2 separate regions of the Homo sapiens genome follow, and region 2 is linked to region 1. A link is a loop called in an ENCODE intact Hi-C map of the cell type or tissue named here. Cell type or tissue: ascending aorta. All regions are shown on one strand.

Region 1 (5,000 bases):
TCCAAGCCTGGGTCCAGGTCTCTGTGCACCTGAGGCCCCAGCTCATCCCCACACCCAGGCAAAGGGTGACAGTCTCAGGCACTACTCTGATGTAGCCTGTTTGAGGCTGGGGCCCAGTGGGAGCCGCACGTGGGACAGGGAGCAGTCCCCGGTTCCAGGAAAGAGCACGAGCAAGTGTGTCTGAGTGTGTGTAAGCGTGTGGTGTTTATTTATTCTAGGAGCGGTTGCTAAGTCAGACGTGTTTGCCAGCAGAGGGCTGCCTGAGTGCTGTGTTTGTTTACTCAGCACAGTGCAGGGAAGGGTGATCGGACAGACAAGTGCAGGCTACAGCCGTTTGGTGGGGGGCACATAGCGTGAGATGAGAATTGGTCTTGGGGGCCGTCTGGCGTGGTCCCATTCTATGGGTGCTGCTGGCTGTTGAGAGCTGCCTTCCGGGACACAGGCCCTGCCTTCTTTGATGTGCCAGCGGCTCTCTCACTGACCCTCCTCCCAAGCAGGGTGGAGCTGCTCATTACCCCACAGGGCAGTGGGCCCTCCTTCCCTTCATGGGGCTGGGGGAGGGTTCCTGGCTACGGGGTCTCGGGGGTCCCTGAGAGAAAGTGGATAAAATGTGGGCAGTGGTATGAGGAGGAGACAGTGGGTTCTCAGTCCCATTCCTACCCTGTCCAAGAGCTTGTCCACCCTTAGTTAGGCTTGGCCTTTCCAACGGGCGATCACATCTTACCAAGACTGAAGTCCACTGCCTCCTAGTCTCCTGTCCTCAGTCTTCCAGGTTATAGATTGGTTATATATTCCCTATCTTCAGGAGAGAGTGAGAGACAGAGAGAGAGAGAGAGAGAGAGAGGAGGAAGGCAAAACAGAGACCCTCCTGACTCCCTGTCCACCCTCAGCCACAGGCCAGAGGTAGGGACTGGCTGAATTTCAGGGTCAGGACTTCCCAGCTGGGTGGCCCCAGAGGCCTCTGCCTCCCTCTTCCTGCCCTAAGGCCCCAGCACCACGTCTGTAAGTCTCTGAGAGAGCCCTGGCTCCCCCGACACAGGCTGGCTGGCAGCCAGGGGTGGTGTTCTGGCTCCTGTACCAGCCAGATGGGGTGGCAGGAAGGCCCTGTTAATCCCCAGGGAGAAAGCTCCTTGGCAAACAGAAAAAAAGTGGCTGCCGGCACTATGTCCCTACCCTGGGACCATGAAACACCATACCCCGAAGTCTTTGGGGCAGATTTTGTGCCTCTGTATTCTGCCCACACCTTCCACGGCGCTTGGGCTGGAGTCCCAGCTGGGGCTATGGAGTAGGGAAGGGAGACCGGGTTCCCCCTTCTCAGGTTAAGGCTTTTCTGTAATGGACAGTTTGCCTCTGCTTCTCTCAAACACCCTAGGGAATTGTGAAGACAGGGTGCAGGCAGGCACTAGGCCCTCCTCTGGGCTCCAGCCATCTAGAGCTCTTATTTGCTCTGAACTTTCCTGATAGTGTTTGGAGAAGCAACTGGGATTGTCTGGGTCCTCCTTCTACCCCATCACTCCACCACCCACCTCTGCCCCCATCATCCCCCACCCCCACCACACACACCCAGACTTCTGCCACTGAAGCTGCCTCTTCTGCTGGTGTGGCAAATAAGTGTGGAGAGAGTGAAACCAGATACAGAGAAGGCAGCCAGCTGGGGAGGTGGTGGGTGGTGTTCTGCCGACCAGGCCTCCTGCTGTCCTCCCCCGGAGCCAGGATGGTGGAGGTCCTGGGCCCAGCCTCGGTCTGCCTTTTCCCCTGCATGCCCAGCTGGTGTGCCACCTGTGAGGGGCTGACAGCTCCTTGCTCCTCCAGTGGTCTTGTCTTGGTCCTGGGTTTGGGGAACAGGATTCCCTGAGCCAGTCCCTCCCTACACTTGGCAGTTACTGGGGAAGCTGAGCACCAAGGCTTGAGCCATTTCTTGCTTTCCCTACCTGTCTCTGTCTCACCTCCATCCACATTCCTTGCAACATGGTACCAAAGTAAGGCTTTGAACTTGGGATGAGTGGGGTGAATTTCACTCTTCCCAACAGCAAAAATGGAAGCTAATCTGGTTTCATCTCAGTTTGTAAGATCCCTAGATTCCCAAGGGAGCTGGGAAACCTCACTTGGGTCTAAAAGGTCATTTAAGGGCCGCTTCCAGACCTGGCTCATGCTCCCGATTGGTGGTGGGGGGTGGAGGGGTGCTGGCTGGGATTGTGGTCACTGAAGAGGGTCAGGAGCAAGGGTCATTGGGTAGAACGGCTCCCTTTGTCCCACTAGGCCACGAATTGGTTCTGGCATTCCCAAGGGGAATGCTCCAAGCCAAGTAAGGGCCACTGTGTCCAGGTGGACCATTCCCAAACCCATTTCTATCATGGATCATTTTCCAGAAACTTTCCAACATGGGAAATCACAACTGAAGCTGGTTGTTTAGATCGGAAAATCTGGGTGTAGTGTCATTAGAAAAACCAGAGTCTCCTCACATGAACCTTTGCCTGCAACCTCTCCCTGGCCTGCCTGCTGCTCTCTGCCTGAGTCACAACAGCATTCAACAGCTTGGACACAGAGCTTTACAATGTGCCAAGTGCTCCCACGTGCCCTGTGGCATTTACTCCGCCTAGCAGCCTGGAGAGATAAGTTAGTGTTAGCTCCACCCAGCAGAGGATGGAAGCCCTGGGAAGTCACCGGCCTCACTGAGGTTGTACAGGCAGTAGGTGGCAGGACTTGAAATCTCGCGTCCTTTCCACGGAATCTTTTCTGCCAGCAACCCAGAGAGTGCAGGGGGAATCCAAACAGTCTGGTGGGCACCAACTGTCTTGGCTGGCTTCCAGCTGGGCCTTTAGTGGTGACTTTGGCACGCCCGCCCCCCCCAACCCTCTGTCAATCTTTAGGAGCTGGGGGAATAGGGGGTGCTTTCTAGGAGGCTCTGCTCTCTTCTGAGATGTCCCCCTTACTTCCTTCCATTCTCTCAGGTGTGGGAGTCACTTTTCTGTGTGAATACCAGGCCAAACTTGTCCTTTTCTTCCTTTTCTCAGAGTCACCTGCCCCAAAGCGCCCCTGTTCCTCCCTCCCTTCTCTGCCTCTTCCCCCGGGATACCTTGCCCTTGCTTCGGGAGTGGAGGCAGTGTTGCCCCAGCAGAGGCACCGGCACTGCCAGGGTGTCCAGCTTTGCACACGGCCTCAGGCGCCCTCACGTTAGCTTTGGCTTCTTGATGGATCTTGAACTCCCTTGGGATGCTTTGTGGGCTCCTGAAGGACCTCCCAGGATGTCCCCTCTGTCCTCAGACCTGCTATGTGACCTCAAACAGGAATTCAGACTCTTCTTGGCCTTCGCGTTCCAGAGCAGAAGGATATGGGTGCCCAAATCCAGACTCGGAGAGGCAGGAGTGAGGTGAGAGGCACAAAATACACCTTTTTTTTCCTGAGCAAAAATCTGCCTCAGGTCCACTCGTTTCCCAAGGGCAGCCGTGCCTTTCACCCGACAACCCGAGGACCCGCAGCCCCAGCCTCTCGGGGAAGGTGAATGTGCAAAAGCCAAGTTTATCCTGAGTAATGCAACGAATACACTGGAGGGGGTGGGGCCGCGGAAGGTTTTATCCAGAACACATGTTATTGCCACTATTCTAGTTATCTTGGATATTTCCTGCATGTTTGTCACCATGGCAACTGACAGCATGAAGCCTGTTTGCTGGGCCCTGGGGTCTGGCGCGGCAGCCATGTGGTGTCAATTTGGCCCTCTCTGCTTCCCCCAGCTCCTGTCTCTCTGTCATGCTGCTTTTGGTCTCCGCCTCTGTCTCCCCGCCGCCTGTCTCTGGGCTTCTCTGTTTTCTTCTTCCAGGAAATAGCTGCCCCTGCATCCCTCGGTGACATAGGTATAGACAGTGTCCAGCTACTGCCACCCTAAGCCTCCCCTTAGTCCACACAGACAGTCTGTGACTAAGGGTGTTCCAGAATGGATGGGAAACTTGTGTGGCAGGGGATAGGCAAGAGATTGGCCTTCAGTGGAGAAAGGGCTCAGCCCGGCTCTGGGCTCATGGTTCAAAATGAGCCCATGCTACCTACTGCTAGGCTGGGGGCTAAAGATCCCTTGAGAAGGTGGGTTTGGGAGACACCAGTGAGGAGAGATGTGGGCTTCTCATCCTGATGTTTCCTGTGTGTGGGAGTGAGGGGTCTCCATCACTCAGATCCTTCCTTCCCTAGGCTTTTGGAGAAGACATAGGTAGAATGGCAGAGAGGGGTCTCAAATTCACAGAAGAGAAGCCAAGGAGAGAGGAGCTTGACAGCTAAGGGGCAGTGAGGTCTCTCGGCATTATGGGCTGCCTGGGGACCTCAAATCCCCAGTCCTTTCTCCCAGGTCTCTGGGATGTGGCAAGGACAGGGTGTGGCAAAGACATGGCCAATGGCAGTGTCCCTCCATGGGGACACCAGGCAACAGGGAGGGTGTTGACAATAATAGCCTGCGAGGGAGCTGTGCCAGCAGCTTGGAAAAAGCACCGCGAGCAGACAGGCGACTCCATGGGAGATGAGGGCATCTTCTGGCCCCTCTCTCCACCCCCAGGTCTGGCTTCCCTTCATTCTGGGAAGCCCAGGACTGGGCAGTTGCCAGCCACTCTGCTTCAAGTTTTCTGCATCCACACTGCAGAGGCCTTCCCAGGCCACCTTCCCAACCTCTACATCTGTCATGTGCTGTTTCTTATCATGCCCAATCCCCAGTCCCCACGCAAGGTAGGCCTGGAAATTGTCATGCAGCCAGAGCCCCAGGCAGGGCTGGCACCCACTGCGGGACTGCTTGGAGGAGAGAGGAGGGGCTAGGGAGGTGGAGTAGGGTCCAGAACCTGCCCTGGCCACAGCTCCTGCAGGCTCAGCTCCAAGGCATGAGGGAGTCTGGAGTGAGACAGGAGAGCTGGGGCGAGGCAGCCATCATGCTGGGCCCTGAGAGGACCGGCCCCGGGGCCAGCAGCCCAGAGGGTGCTGCAAATCAGCCTTCTTTTGGGTCAGCATCATTCCAAGGAGGTCCAATT
Region 2 (5,000 bases), 740 kb after region 1:
TTTTTGGACCACCTGGGTTTAAAAAAAAAAAACAAACATTTCTTCCTTCTTAGGGGAGGAGTAGAAACAGAAGCAGAGACAGAAAAGAAGTTAGAAAGAATGCAAAAATACAGAGCTTCAGAGAGGCGAAGATGCAAAACACAAGGGAGCCAGAGAGTGGATATGCAGACAGAAACAGCACCAGCCATGAGCGGGGGCGAGGGTGGTCACCGGCAAGGGGAGATGTGAATGCTGAGTTCTCTTTCTGGGTGATAAACTTTGTGATTCACAGTCATGCCACTCTGTCCCTTCTAAGCCTCTCAGCCATCCCTTCCCTTGTGACCTTGGCCAGGACTGCAGACCTCAATTATGGGTCCAGCCAAGTGTGTGGCTGCCTGCCTGGGCCATCCACCTCCTTTCCTGTGACTGACCTTGGAGCCCCCCGGCTCCTTCCGCACCTTCCTTACAGCCATTCTCACCCTCTTGGGGGTGGGAAGAGGGAAGCCCAGGGTCAGTGCCCACCCCATCCCTGAACCCCTGCTGCTTCTTCCAATGGGGACAGGGGAGACAGAGCCTCTGTCTCTTCCTGTTGGGCCAAGGATGGATGATCCAGAGGTGGAAGGCATGGGAGAACAAGATTTTTTGGTGGACATCTTCAGGCATGGGCCAGCAGGACCAGAGGCCTGGTCAGGGTCCCACTGCTCAGAGGACACAAGGCTGTTGGCCGGTGGGGTGGGGTGAGGTGGGGCACGCAGGGATCGGTGGCGCTCTGGCTACCAACCTATGCCCTACCGGCACACAGTGAGTGGTTGTCAAGTAGCTAAAAGTTCGCCTTTCCAGAAACTCTGCCTGAGGACTGGCGTTCTGAGCCTTTATTTCTTAGTGCCCAGGCCAGACACCACTGGGATCTCAGAACCAGAGAATAGCCTAGAAACTACTTTCCCAAACAGACCCCTAACCCCTTCCTGGGGCATCTGTTTACCGCAGATGGTCCACAACAAGTGCCCTTTCAGAGGAGGGCAGTAAATTTTCTCCTGGATGATGGTGAAATGAAGCCAGCGCTCGCAGATGGGCGCTCCAGGCTCTTCATCATGTGGCCTCAGACCCTTTTCAGTATCTCTCCTAGATCAAGCTTGTCCAGCCCGCGGCCCATGGGTGGCATGGAGCCTAGAACGGCTTTAAATGTGACCCAACGCAAATTCGTAAACTTTCTTAAAACATTATGAGATTTTTTCTTTTGCGTTTTTGTTGTTGTTTTGTTGTTTTGTTTGTTTGTTTTTGCTCATCAGCTATTGTTAGTATTAGTGTATTTTATGTGTGGCTCAAGCCAATTCTTCTTCCAATGTGGCTCAAGGAAGCCAAAAGATTGGACAACCCTGTAAAAGGACTCAGCAGAGAAAGGTGGTGGCTGGAAGGAGAGGGCAGGCGGACCCTGGTCCCTGGAATGGTCACTACTGTCCTTCAGCAGCCCGTGGAAAGCAAACTTCTGTGCCTTCCTGTGCCCATCTTTGCCCTTTGCTCTCGTGTGCCCATGACTTTCTTCCTGCTGCTCCTTCCACCTGAATTCCCTGCTCCTGTGTCTCTTCATGTCCCCTCCAACGACCTCAGCATCCAGGCCAACATGCCTTCTGTGCAGGCTCCCCTCATGGGTCTCTCCAGCAAGAGAAACCATCGCCTCCTCCGAGCCCTCACAGCAAATGCTAGGGGTTTCTTCCTTGACCTCACTCACAATTTAGGGTGGGAAGCTGGGTGGTCTGAAATAAGCTACACTTTGGGTAAGTTACTGAATTTTTGGAGCCTCAGTGTCCTCTTTCATTAAGGACAACACCTCCCATGCAGGTTCCTGTAAGAATTAAATGAAGAAACATGGAGAGTGTCTGGCACTTAGTAAACTATCAATTAATGCCTGCTCCATTTCCCTGGAACGGTGCGTGGGCACTTTTTAAATTCAGGGCAACACTGACACCATCTACTCCAATAAATTTATATTCCCATCTCCACTGACTCATTTGGCTGGGAAAACAAACCCACATGCCAATTCAAATAGAGGCCCAGAAAGAGGAGGGAGAGGCATCTTACAATTTATCAGAACTTCGAACCTCGTTTTCTTTTAACCGAAAAAGGACTGCCAATAGAAATTTATTTTTATTTATTTTATGACACTTCTTAAACTCTACTAAGCACAGTCGTTTGTGCACAGGACTGTCTTCCTCATGGCATGGTGGGCTCCTCCAGTCGGTGACCACATTTTCTCTCTCTCTGAACTCCCAAGGGTTAGGCACAGTATATGGCACACAGCAGAGGATCAATACATTTTTGACGAATCAGTGAATGGGAATCAGTGAATGAATGAGTGGAGTAAGCAATGACTATTGGAATGAAGGTTTTGAGACACAATCCTCAAGTTCTTTCAGGCTCAGAATCCATCCATACTAGGGGGACTTGGAACAGATTTTGCCATCTGGCAGCTTCTAGTCACAGTTGCTACGAAAGGACCTGCCTTCTTTGGGGCTCTGCTGGGGGCTGCCTGCAGAGAGGGTGGTGAGGTCTTAGAGGGAGGGGAGGGAGTAGGGAGGAAGGTGCTTGTCCAGCCCTCTGCTTCTCCTCCCCTTGAAAGCACCAGATGGAGAGAACAGAGGGGGGTGGGAGCGAGCCAGCGGCCCCTGGTTGGATGTATTTTTACTTCAGGTGTGACGTTGAAACCATGCGGGTGTATTTTTAGTCCTGCCCAGTGGGCGGTGTGTTCGCCTGGGTTGCCTTGGAGAGGACTTCTTCGAGTTGCTAAATTGGAGCTGCATCTGTCAGAGCTCCTGGGCTCCAGCCCAGCTCTCCTCCCCCAGGTGGGTGGACAGGTCCATTCCCGGCAAGTGTGGGGCCCAGGGCAGGTCGCAGTCTACTCAGCCCTCCTCCCTTCAGACACATGCACGCACACACTCCTCCCGGCACATTAAACGCATCTATGTGAAATCTCAACACAGTGAAAGTTAAAACTGCTCTGCGAGGGCAAAAATACAAAGAGCCTGATACATGAGACCTGGTGGGGATGTCGCGTCCAGCCCCTTCAGAACAAGGCGAGGTGACTCTGGCAGTGAAAAGAGAAGTGCGACAGACCCCATGACACGAGTTTACCTATATAACAAACCTGCTCCTGCACCCCGAACTGAAAATAAAAGTTATAAACAAAAGAGAAAAGACAAGTGTCCTTCCTGAAATTAGGCAGCTAGTGAAAGGCGATCAGTGATTCCAGCCAAGTCACCAGAAATTCAGCCAGTCCCCCTAGAGAAAGAACTTCAAGGGGAAGAGATGCTGTGAGGAGGTGAGCCCTAACCACGTTGTCTTGGTCACAGTCAAGGACTAAACACACACCCACACACACTCAGTGGCACTTTGTAAAGTGCTCTTATATGTGCTTATTGCATTTTGATACCCCAACGGGCTTCTCATTCTCATTTCACTCATTAGCAAACAGATGTGCTGTGTGGTTAAATGACCGCATCAGGCTATGCAGTAACTGAGTTGAGATTTAAAATCCAGGTATTCAAACTCCAAATCGTGTGCTCTCCCCTCTCTCCCATGTACTACTTGTGAGCAGTTACTGAACTCACTTCATCTGCCTTCCCCCTTTTCTCTACTGTTCTTGAGTCATACACATCCTGGGGTCCAAGCACTGAGCTGCCAGGATTACCCTGGGAGCCACGAGACTGTTGCTGTATGAGAGAATCTCTGCTTTATCCGGTGAGTTTCCAAAAGAACCTCCTCTTGTAATAATACTTGTGTGTGTTTGGAGAGGCCTTAACATTTTTACAGATCTCTCCTCTCCTCGTTTGATGCCTACCCTGTGGGGTAGGAAAGCTTATCTAAAGAAGTTAAAGATTTGCCCGATGATAGAGTCAGAATGCAGACTAAATTTTCAGTTCAGGTTCTTCCCACTCAACCATGAAATGGATCAGTGCCTGGGAAAAGCAGAAAGTGGCACTATGGTTAAAAGACAGGGAAGCTGGCTTAGCTCAGGCCCGGTGAGAAGCCACTGGCCATATGAACCTTCATGGCCCCAGCTTTCTGTTCTCCTCCCACCCCACCCCACCCCACCCCATGTCATTTGCACTAGCAGGAGGCCCAATTGCTGGTTGTCTTCCTTCTTGTAAGGGGGACAGACCCGGTGCAGTCCTTCTTCATGAATGTAGATACCATTCACCAAGAGCCTTCTGTGTGCCAAGCACTGCCAGCTGTTAGCATTGGTTATCTCATTGAATCCTAACATAACCTTGTGAGGATAAAAGTCATCAGATTTCAGGACTCCTGGATCTTTGGTCTTGGCGGGGACCCTGGATGATGGAGCTCTACCTAGGTCAGGGAGGTGAGCCGTGGAAGCAGCACGACCAACCACTCCTGAGCACACCTGCTCCCTGAGCAAGACAGCTGCAGCCTCTGGGCCTGTCAGCATCAGTTGCAAGGCTGGGCTTGGTGCGGGAGGCCTTATGATGCCATAGAAAGGGCAGGGAATAGGCTTTGCCTGGTACAGAGGAAATCTGAGCATGGTTTCACTTTTCAGATTATAGCTCCAGCAGGATCACCCCCCTGACTATAGTCAGCAGCTGAGATGTTACCTCAGGTGCCAGTGAACCCAGCTGCTTCAAAAAGCAGGGACTATCCACCAGAAGAACCCCCATCCCACAAAGCCCAGCCAAGGACACAGCCTGGAACATCTGCCCACAGCACCTAGTAGTCCAGAGGCCCTGGCACGAAGCATCCGGTCCTAACTTCTCTGCTTGGAATGGCTGCATGTCTCCCACACCATTCTCAGGCCACCTCACCCAGCACATTCCAGGAATGACCAAGCCTAATGCCAGGGAAGGCAGAGGGTTAAGCCCCAGGGTCAACTTCACTGGAGCCAGAACACTCTTTGGTCACAGGGTGGAAGAGTTCTCTCAAAGACACTTCATTAGGAAGTTCCAGTTCCCAGGGTCCTGACCAGGCGGCTGCTACAGAGGACAGTCACACAGGACCCAGCCTATCTGTCT

What was found. Peaks named below come from ENCODE experiments on the same cell type or tissue, not always from the same donor. Only the 100,000 strongest peaks of a DNase experiment are listed, where the experiment ranks them.
Region 2: it touches region 1 in a loop (5-fold over the local background); 2 of 110 quality-filtered maps call a loop at or near these places.

Annotation. Positions count from the first base shown.
Region 1 is chr11:126,111,349-126,116,348 of GRCh38, reverse strand. No RefSeq gene overlaps it. Among named protein-coding and RNA genes, the nearest start is that of CDON, 51 kb to the right of the region's middle. In ascending aorta, CTCF peaks have their summits at 208 (motif pointing right) and 2,664 (motif pointing right); DNase peaks (open chromatin) are centred at 128, 1,048, 2,578, 3,598 and 1 weaker place; H3K4me3 peaks cover 307 bases; H3K27ac peaks cover 4,753 bases.
Region 2 is chr11:125,374,007-125,379,006 of GRCh38, reverse strand. The region is part of intron 5 of PKNOX2 (PBX/knotted 1 homeobox 2); the gene reads right to left. Among named protein-coding and RNA genes, the nearest start is that of PKNOX2-AS1, 110 kb to the right of the region's middle. In ascending aorta, no CTCF peak of the experiment used is centred here; DNase peaks (open chromatin) are centred at 1,980, 2,716 and 4,778; H3K4me3 peaks cover 606 bases; H3K27ac peaks cover 3,414 bases.